3 separate regions of the Homo sapiens genome follow, and all the other regions are linked to region 1. Evidence: chromatin contacts called from ENCODE Hi-C or POLR2A ChIA-PET data. All regions are on one chromosome and are shown on one strand. Each heading gives the region's core, a stretch centred on a gene start or an enhancer-like site at or near the end of the contact. The rest is flanking DNA. Distances are from core to core; before and after follow the strand shown. Region 1 overlaps TMEM62 (transmembrane protein 62). Region 2 holds the start of EPB42 (erythrocyte membrane protein band 4.2). Region 3 holds the start of TMEM62 (transmembrane protein 62).

Region 1 (2,808 bases), core at 133-2,632:
TTTCACCCAGTATATTGTGGCTGACCTAGCATCCTTATCTTAACGTAAACATTCCTTTCTGCTGACAAGTTTTAGACAGAGCCTCAGTCCTTTAACCAATTGCAAATTAAAGAATCTCTGAATCCCCGTAAAACCTGTAAGCCCCCACTTCAAGATATCCCAACTTTTGGGGCCGAAGCAATGCATACCTTCCATGTATTGCTTTATGTCTTTTCCTATAACCCCTGCCTCCATAAAATGTATAAATCCCAACTGTAATCCAACTGCCTCAGGACCATTTACTCAAGGCTTCTTGAGTTTGTGTTTTCCCTGGGCCATGGTCATTCATATTGGCTTAGAATAAACCTCTTTAAAATATTTTACGGAGTTTGGTTTTTTCCATGAACAAGGCTTATAGGAATAAAAGGAACCATAACTAACCTTTAAGCTCTGGGTATCCTCGATATCTAAAAATAATGAGAATGGTGAGCTGGCTCAGCACAATCAGCACAAAAAGGACCCGGGCCTGCAGGGAAATAGATGTTAACGTGAAATAGATACATGGGTACACTTTCAGTTAAGATTTTTAAAGTAGCCTTATTAACAAAAATGGAAATGGCATCTGTGATACTGTGATATAAGAAATACATATTTTGGTCTTTGTCCCCACTGGTCAGAGCTCCTAAAATCCTTGTAATTTTCTAAGTGATAACAAGGATAGGAGCATATTGTTATAACATTTGGATTTTGTCTCTGGCTCCTAAAACAGCTCTAGAGTGATAAAGTAAAAGGAATACCTATTGTTATTCATAACAAGCCCCTTTTGGAGGAGGTAAAGCAAGATGGCCAAATAGAACCTTCCAGCAATCATCCACCCCTTTCCCCTCAGAACACCAAATTGAACAACTATCCCCACAAGAAAGCACTTTCATAAGAACCAAAAATCAGATGAGTGATCACAGTACCTGGTTTTAACATCATATCAAGGAAAGAGGCACTAAAAAGCGTAGACAACACAGTACTTCATTGCCTACACCACCCTTCCCCCATTCTGTGGCAGAGATAATCTGTGCACTTGTGGGAGAGAGCAAAATGACTGTGAGACTTTGCGTTGGAACTCAGTGCTGTCACAGGGGAACACAACACAGGGCAGAATTCTGCCAGCACCCACAGAGGGAGCATTTAAGCTGGCCCTTGCCAGAGGGCAATCCTCTGCCCCAGTGGTAGGAACCTGAGTTCCAGCTAGCTCCAGCACCAGCTGACTAAACAAGTGCCCTAGGGTCCTGAATAAACTTGAAAGGCAGTCAAGCCACAAGGACTGCAGTCCTTGGGCAAATCTGGGTACTATGTTGGGCTCAGAGCCAGTGGAAATGGAGTGCACAAGACCCAGTGAGACACCAGTTGTGGTGGCCAGGGGAGTACTTGTGTCACCCATCCCCCAACTCTCCAGGCAGTGCAGCTCAAAGAGAGACTCCTTCCTCTTGTGGAAACAAGAGAGAAAAGTAAAGAGGACTTTGTTTTGCCACCTGGGTACCAGCTCAGCCACAGTAAAAATAAAGCACCAAGCAGATTCCTGAAGCCTCTGAGCCCAGGCCCTCACTCCTGGATGGCATTTCTAGACTCAGCCTGGGCCAGAAGAAAACCTGCTGTGTTGAAGAGAAAGACCATGTCCTGGCAAGATTCACCATCTGCTGACTAAAGAGCCCCTGGGCCTTGAATAAACATCAGCAGTAGCCAAGCAGTAGTCACCACAGAACTTGGACAAGACCCAGTACTATGGTGAATTCAGGTGTGACCCAGAACGGTACAAACTGTGGTCACCTCTCCCACATATCCAGGCAGGCCAGCAAAGAGAGAGGCTCCTTCTGCTTGGGGAAAAGTGAGGAAAGAAAACAAAAGACCCCTCTCCCTCTCCCTCTCCCTCTCCCTCTCCCTCTCCGTCTCCGTCTCCCTCTCCCTCTCCCTCTCCCTCTCTCTCCCCACGGTCTCCCTCTCCCTCTCTTTCCACAGTCTCCCTCTGATGCCGAGCCGAAGCTGGACTGTACCGCTGCCATCTCGGCTCACTGCAACCTCCCGGCCTGAGTCTCCTGCCTCAGCCTGCCGAGTGCCTGCGATTGCAGGCGTGCGCCGCCACGCCTGACTGGTTTTCGTATTTTTTTGGTGGAGACGGGGTTTCGCTGTGTTGGCCGGGCTGGTCTCCAGCTCCTAACCATGAGTGATCCGCCAGCCTCGGCCTCCCGAGGTGCCGGGATTGCAGACGGAGTCTCGTTCACTCAGTGCTCAATGGTGCCCAGGCTGGAGTGCAGTGGCGTGATCTCGGCTCGCTACAACCTCGACCTCCCAGCAGCCTGCCTTGGCCTCCCAAAGTGCCGAGATTGCAGCCTCTACCCGGCCGCCACCCCGTCTGGGAAGTGAGGAGCGTCTCTGCCTGGCCGCCCATCGTCTGGGATGTGAGGAGCCCCTCTGCCTGGCTGCCCAGTCTGGAAAGTGAGGAGCGTCTCTGCCTGGCCGCCATCACATCTAGAAAGTGAGGAGCGCCTCTTCCCGGCCGCCATCCCATCTAGGAAGTGAGGAGCGTCTCTGCCCGGCTGCCCATCGTCTGAGATGTGGGGAGCGCCTCTGCCCTGCCGCCCCGTCCGGGATGTGAGGAGCGTCTCTGCCGGGCCGCCCCGTCTGAGAAGTGAGGAGACCCTCTGCCTGGCAACCGCCCCGTCTGAGAAGTGAGGTGCCCCTCAGCCCAGCAGCCGCCCCGTCTGAGAAGTGAGGAGCCCCTCCGCCCGGCAGCCACCCCGTCTGGGAAGTGAGGAGCGTCTCCGCCCGGCAGCCACC
Region 2 (2,808 bases), core at 188-2,687, 52 kb before region 1:
GTCTTATTTGGTGTCCCTCCATACCGTTTCCAAGTGTTTTACTGACAGCACTTCACATTTCTTAAGTTTATTTCTAGAAATTTCACCTTTTGTTGTTGTTGCTATTATAGGTTGGGTCTTTAATTACAGTTTCTGACTTGTTATTGATTGCAGGTATGAAAACTATTGGCTTCTATACTTTTGGTATTAGCCAGCTCACTAAATTACCTTTTATAATCATTGTTAGTAGATTCAAGTTTTCCAGGTAAAAAATGACATCTTCAAATAATGAAAAATTAACTTCTTCATTTCTTATGAAGGATTTTTTTTTTTTTTTCTGAGATGGAGTCTTGCTCCATGCTGGCTGTGCAGTGGCACGATCTTGGCTCACTGCAACCTCAGCCTCCCAGGTTCAAGCAATTCTTCTGCCTTAGCCTCCTGAGTAGCTGGGAGTACAGGCGCCTGCCACCACGCCCAGCTAATTTTTGTATTTTTAGTAGAGAGAGGGTTTCACCATATTGGCCAGGCTGGTCTCGAACTCCTGACCTCAGGTGATCCGCCTGACTTGGCTTCCCAAAGTGCTGGGATTACAGGCATGAGCCACTGCGCTAGTGAAAGGCAGAAGTTTCATTTTTTTTTTTTTTTTTTTTTTTTACATAATAAGATCCTTCAAATGAGTTCAAAAGTTCAAAGTTTTAAAAGTATAAAAGAGTAAACAGCAGAAAGATAACCTTTCTACCCCACTGCCCAGATCCCCTCCCCACAGGCAACCAATATTTTTGGCAGTGTGTTTTATATCATTCTATAGACGTCTCATGTATATGCAGCAAGTACAGCTGCCCTGAAAGTGCTTCTGGTAACACAGTTTCACAAGCCCAGGTAGGGCCAAATATGAGATCCTTCTCTTGTCTCTTCAGGAACTAAAGAAAGAAAAATTGAAAAGACATAGGGCCTGAGTCCCAAGATAGTTCCCAACCTTCTCTGGTAGAGGGTCCCAGACCAGGTAGGCTTGGAAGAGTTGGGGCCCCAGCTTCTACTTTTAATACATTTATTTTTCACCAACAAATTCTACTTCCTTATCTTTTTCACACAGATAAATTGCAGATGCACGTGTTCTCTCTATTATCAAAACAGCCCATGAACATCTTGCAACTTGCAGCCCCTGTCACGTTTAGGGCCTGAGATTTGGAGTTGGATATGGGACTCCTGTTTGTGGCCTCCTCTCTTCCAGAGTCTTCCAGTGCAGTCCAGATAACATCTCTGAGAGTCTCTTGAGACCACTGAAGCAAGAGGCTTCAAGGTTTGTTCTAGGCTTCTCTAGTTGGCAGGTCTTCCCCATCCCACCCCCTCCCCCAGGGCTGCCAGGCGTATTCCTGCCTGGGCCTCCTGGCACAAGAGATAAAATGAACAGGGTTACTCCCAGTAACTGGTCCAGGAGATACCAGCAGAGAGGGAGTAGGAGAGAAGAAACATGTCAGGGTGCTCACAGGAGTAGTGGGGGGAGGTTTTGCTATTTCCAGATTCTTAAGCCAACAAAAGTGCCTTCATATTTTCTGTCTGGAAGACAGAAAGCCCAGAAGGAGCCCAGAAGCAACAGTTTGAGAGAGGCGCTTTCTGCGGCCAAGTGGATAAGAGGAGCGGCCTGCAACCATGGGACAGGGTGAGCCAAGCCAGCGCTCGACAGGGCTTGCTGGACTGTATGCAGCCCCCGCAGCATCACCTGTTTTCATTAAAGGAAGTGGGATGGATGGTAGGCGGGGAGATGGTGGTATAACTATGGTGGGGGAGGGGGTACTGGTGATAATGAGGTGGCTGTGGGGGGGGGGTGTGGTAGGTGGGTGCTGGTAGAGGTGATAGTGAGCTGGCTGTGGAGCGTGGTGTGATGATGGGTGCTGGTGGAGGCGGAGGCGGAGGTGATGGTGATGTTGCTGTGGGGTGGTTATGGGGTAGCATGTTGGGGTAAACTGGTCATGATAGTTGTATGATGGTGAGATGGTGATGGTGGTTAACATGGATTTATATTCTTATCCCAAGGTCATCATAGCATAAGTGTTCACAGCTTACTGATACAAATGAGAGACACCCTGGGTAGCATGAAGGTGTCACAGCTTCTACACCAAATGGGAGAGAAGGAGAGGAGGGAGTCAGGGAATCCACCTAAAAGGGGCAGAGGCAGACACAAAGCAAGAAACCAACACAGGTGGTCAGAGTCGCAGCACTCTTGGCAGGAATTATTATATCCTGGCCTGGGAATTGCCTGGCTGTTTTGTGTCCTGGGAGAAGCAAGCGGGTAGGCAGAGGGAAATGGTGCAGAGGTGTGGGGACAGTGGGGTGCAGCTGTGGTTCTGTTGCTATAGAAACTGCCTCACTCCCCTGCCCTGGTTGGTCTGGTGTGCGGAGGGCAACTGACGCTGAGACCAACAGCTGAGAAGGGAAGAAAAAGAACTCTGGGTGAATTAAGTCAATAATCTCAGCCACGTCTTGTGAAAATAGGGCAGACACCAATAAATTGTCCTTTTTTTTTTTTTTTTTAAACGGAGTCTCTCTCTGTCACCAGGCTAGAGTTCAGTGGCGCAATCTCGGCTCACTGCAACCTCCGCCTCCTGGGTTCAAGTGATTCTCCTGCCTCAGCCTTCTGAGTAGCTGGGACTACAGGCACCCACCACCATGCCCGGCTAATTTTTTGTATTTTTAGTAGAGACGGAGTTTCACCTTGTTGGCCAGGATGGTCTCGATCTCTTGACCTCGTGATCCTCCGCCTCGGCCTCCCAAAGTTCTGGGATTACAGGCGTGAGCCACTGCGCCTGGCCAAATCGTTCTTTTTATTCT
Region 3 (2,808 bases), core at 136-2,635, 35 kb after region 1:
GAGATGCTTCAATAAGGTGGATGAGTGATGAATTCCCCAGTAAGCAAGATAGATAGATGCTCCTTTAGCTTCTTCTCCCCATTACAGTTTGAAAGCAAATAAAGTGTTTGAAGAGTCTAGAAAACTTAAGTCATAAAACTATCAAAGGATGAAGAAAAAGTGCCCTGGGTCACCGGAAGCCTCAAACAACTGAAAATATAAGATTAATAATGTAAAGAAAATAGAAAAGTTAGCAAAAGAAGAGAACTTCTGATTCGTGGTTACAGGCTTTTCCCTAATTCTCACAACCAGAACTGTAACAACAACAAGAACAAAAACCAGATACAAATATATCAGACAACAGACTGACATGAGAACCAGGAGCCTTGCTTCTACTGCTTTGACAAAACCTTGCTACGTCAAATCATTTTGCCTGGATCTTGACTCATTCAGTTATCCATAGGCAAAGGGGTTAGAATGTCCAATCTCTTCCACCTCACAGAGCTCACCTGGGGCTGTGGCTATACTGCTCCCAACGTCCCCAAAATGAAAAGCCACAGCCCTGGCTAGAGTTCTACCATGCGGACCACAGACCACCACCACAGCACGGCAAGCCTCCCTACCTGTTGCTAGGACGAGAGCTGGTTGAATGATGTCAATAGTTTCAGAACAGAATTTCTCTAAGTCTACCGCTCTGCCTGGATCTCGAAACCTGCTCAGGTGAATGTCGGATATCTGCCGAAAACAGGTATTGAACAGAGAGATCTGAGCCAGGAAGAGGCAGCATGGGGAGGGGCGGCTCAGCGGCTCTCTCGGGCAGAAGGAAAAGGCAAAGAGGCAATGCATAACGAACCCCCCAGGTAAGGACAGGGCCAGCACTAGACAGAGCCTCGAGTTACAATCTGACTGAGGTCCCCAGCCTGGAGCGTGGGGCCCAACACCCGCAAGGGTCCCACCGCACGGTGCCCGATCTGCACCTGCCTCCCGGCCCGGCTTCCCGCCGCGTCACCTGCAGGCCCCAGAAGATGTTGCTGTCTCCGGGCCCTGGCGCAGGGTGCGGCCTCCTGGGGGGCGCGGGGCGCGGCAGCGGCGAGGGCTGGCCCGCCAGGCCGTAGTGCTCCAAGAGCATGGCCACCAGCGCTGCGGCCGCCAACCCCGCGACCACCCTGAGAGCCAGCACTGCAGCCATGCCGCCCGCCCGCCGGGGCGCGGCCCTCGCTGATCCCGCGCAGGACCGCGCGGCGCTCCCGGGAGCCGCTTTGCCTGCACTTCCGGACTCTATTGTCGCAGGGCCAGAGCTGGATGCGGGGCCGGCGCCGGATGCGGGGCTGGAGCCAGACACTGGGCCTAGGGTGCTGCGCCCGTCAGCCGCCGCCCAGCACCTGCCCCTCTCTGGCCGCGCAAGTGACTGGGCTCGTTTTGCATAAGTAATACGATCACAGAAAAGAGAACCGAAACTCTGAACACCAATGACGGTGGCCGAGTGGTGGCGGGGAAGGAGACCGGGACCAGTGGCCGGGAGGCGGGGGCTAGAGTCCTGGCTCCGCCTTGGTCAGTCACTCCTGACCTCAGTGGGTCGATCTCCTTACCTGTAAAACGGAGTTAATAACACCTTCCGTGCGCACTTTGCAGGGTTGTTGTATCAAAGTGAGAATGTATGAGAACGCCTTTTAAATTGTCTCACAAATGTGTCAGGTGGCTTCCTCTGGCCCCTTCTGATTATTAACGTACCTCCATAGGTTTTCTTTTCTTTCTCTTCCCCTTCCCTCTACCATTCCCCTTTCCTTCACTTCTCAGACAGGGTCTCTATCCCCCAGGCAGGAATGCAGTGGCGCGATCATGGCTCACTGCAGCCTCGACCTCCCTGACCTTAAGTAGCTGGAATTACAGGCTCGCACCACCACGCCCAGCTAATTTTTTAAATATAGTTTTTGTAGAGACTGGGATCTGTCTGTGTTGCCCGGGCTGGCCTCGGAACTCCTAGGTTCAAGCGATCCTCCCGCCTCCGCCTCCCAAAGTGCTGGGACTACAGGCTGAGCCACCGCGCCCGGCAGCATAGGTTTTCTATAGATGTAATTCCTATGTTTTGTGAAAGTTATTTTTCCCTTAAACTGATTTCACATGCACCTGAGTAAATAATATTGCAACACGGTAGTATACCATTCATTTAATAAGTATTAAATACTTCCTATGGGCCAGACCCAGGAGAATTAGATTCAGCCCTACCTTAATTTATCTAACAACTCCCTTATTGTTGATTTTTTAATTGTTTATTATATATTGCTGTTCTGAGTAATTTTTTTCACGTCTTCCCTTTATTGAAAAAAATTTTAGAAAATGGCAGTTAATAAAAGGCACAAACAAATCAACAGGGATATACTAGTGGAAAACACAATATAAAACTAACATGTCATTGGCTTCTTTAATTGGTTAAGAGCACAAAATGTAACAGGCAAAAGGTCTGTTTCAAACAAATTAAAAAGCTATGTGTTTTTTAAATTCTCCCCAAATCAGATATATACACACCCACAAAAATAGTGTGTGAAGGAAAACTGTCATACACAAGAAGTCGTATCCTGAATTCTTCAAGGAAATACATGTGGAAATAGGAATTAACAGAGTCAGCAACAGATTAATTTTTTATTAATTGAGTCTTAAAATGCTACATAGCCCAAAGCTATACTATATAAAGTACTACTAGGTACAAAGGAAAGTCTGTACAGCTTTTAGCAAAACTGCTTTCCCAGAAAAGCAAATTAAAATAATGCAATCAGCAGACCCAGGAGACTACAGCTAGACATCAGAGCTACAACTTCTCATATCTCTCTC

Evidence for each region. Hi-C counts contacts between places; a loop is a spot of excess contacts on that map. ChIA-PET counts read pairs that join two places held with the same protein, here RNA polymerase II (POLR2A). Pooled maps may share reads with other maps.
Region 2: a loop to region 1 is called in a map of heart left ventricle, with 4 times the contacts of the local background. The contact joins the promoter of EPB42 here to the enhancer-like site in region 1. A Hi-C loop is called at or near these places in 1 of 168 maps with a recorded cell type or tissue (heart left ventricle). POLR2A ChIA-PET finds 5 or more read pairs at or near these places in 3 of 52 experiments (MCF 10A, activated CD4-positive, alpha-beta T cell and activated T-cell).
Region 3: a map of sigmoid colon shows a loop between it and region 1 (5-fold over the local background). The contact joins the promoter of TMEM62 here to the enhancer-like site in region 1. A Hi-C loop is called at or near these places in 2 of 168 maps with a recorded cell type or tissue (mammary epithelial cell and sigmoid colon) and 6 of 50 pooled maps. POLR2A ChIA-PET finds 5 or more read pairs at or near these places in 12 of 52 experiments (BJ, CD4-positive, alpha-beta T cell, GM12878 and 9 more).

What each region holds. Positions count from the first base shown.
Region 1 is chr15:43,167,290-43,170,097 of GRCh38, reverse strand. It overlaps TMEM62 (transmembrane protein 62), which reads right to left. Exons shown (of 14, transcript NM_024956.4): 11 at 421-505. Among named protein-coding and RNA genes, the nearest start is that of CCNDBP1, 17 kb to the left of the region's middle. RefSeq lists an enhancer at 2,187-2,808. Within about 2 kb of position 1,382, at least 6 of the 41 ENCODE cell types and tissues checked have a DNase peak (open chromatin) inside an H3K27ac peak, as active enhancers do; they include mammary epithelial cell, where a contact is called at or near this core.
Region 2 is chr15:43,219,647-43,222,454 of GRCh38, reverse strand. It overlaps EPB42 (erythrocyte membrane protein band 4.2), which reads left to right and starts at 1,437. Exons shown (of 13, transcript NM_001114134.2): 1 at 1,437-1,639. The coding sequence starts at 1,630.
Region 3 is chr15:43,132,163-43,134,970 of GRCh38, reverse strand. It overlaps TMEM62 (transmembrane protein 62), which reads right to left and starts at 1,385. Exons shown (of 14, transcript NM_024956.4): 1 at 989-1,385; 2 at 603-714. The coding sequence starts at 1,168. RefSeq lists silencers at 516-727, 918-1,317, 1,538-1,597.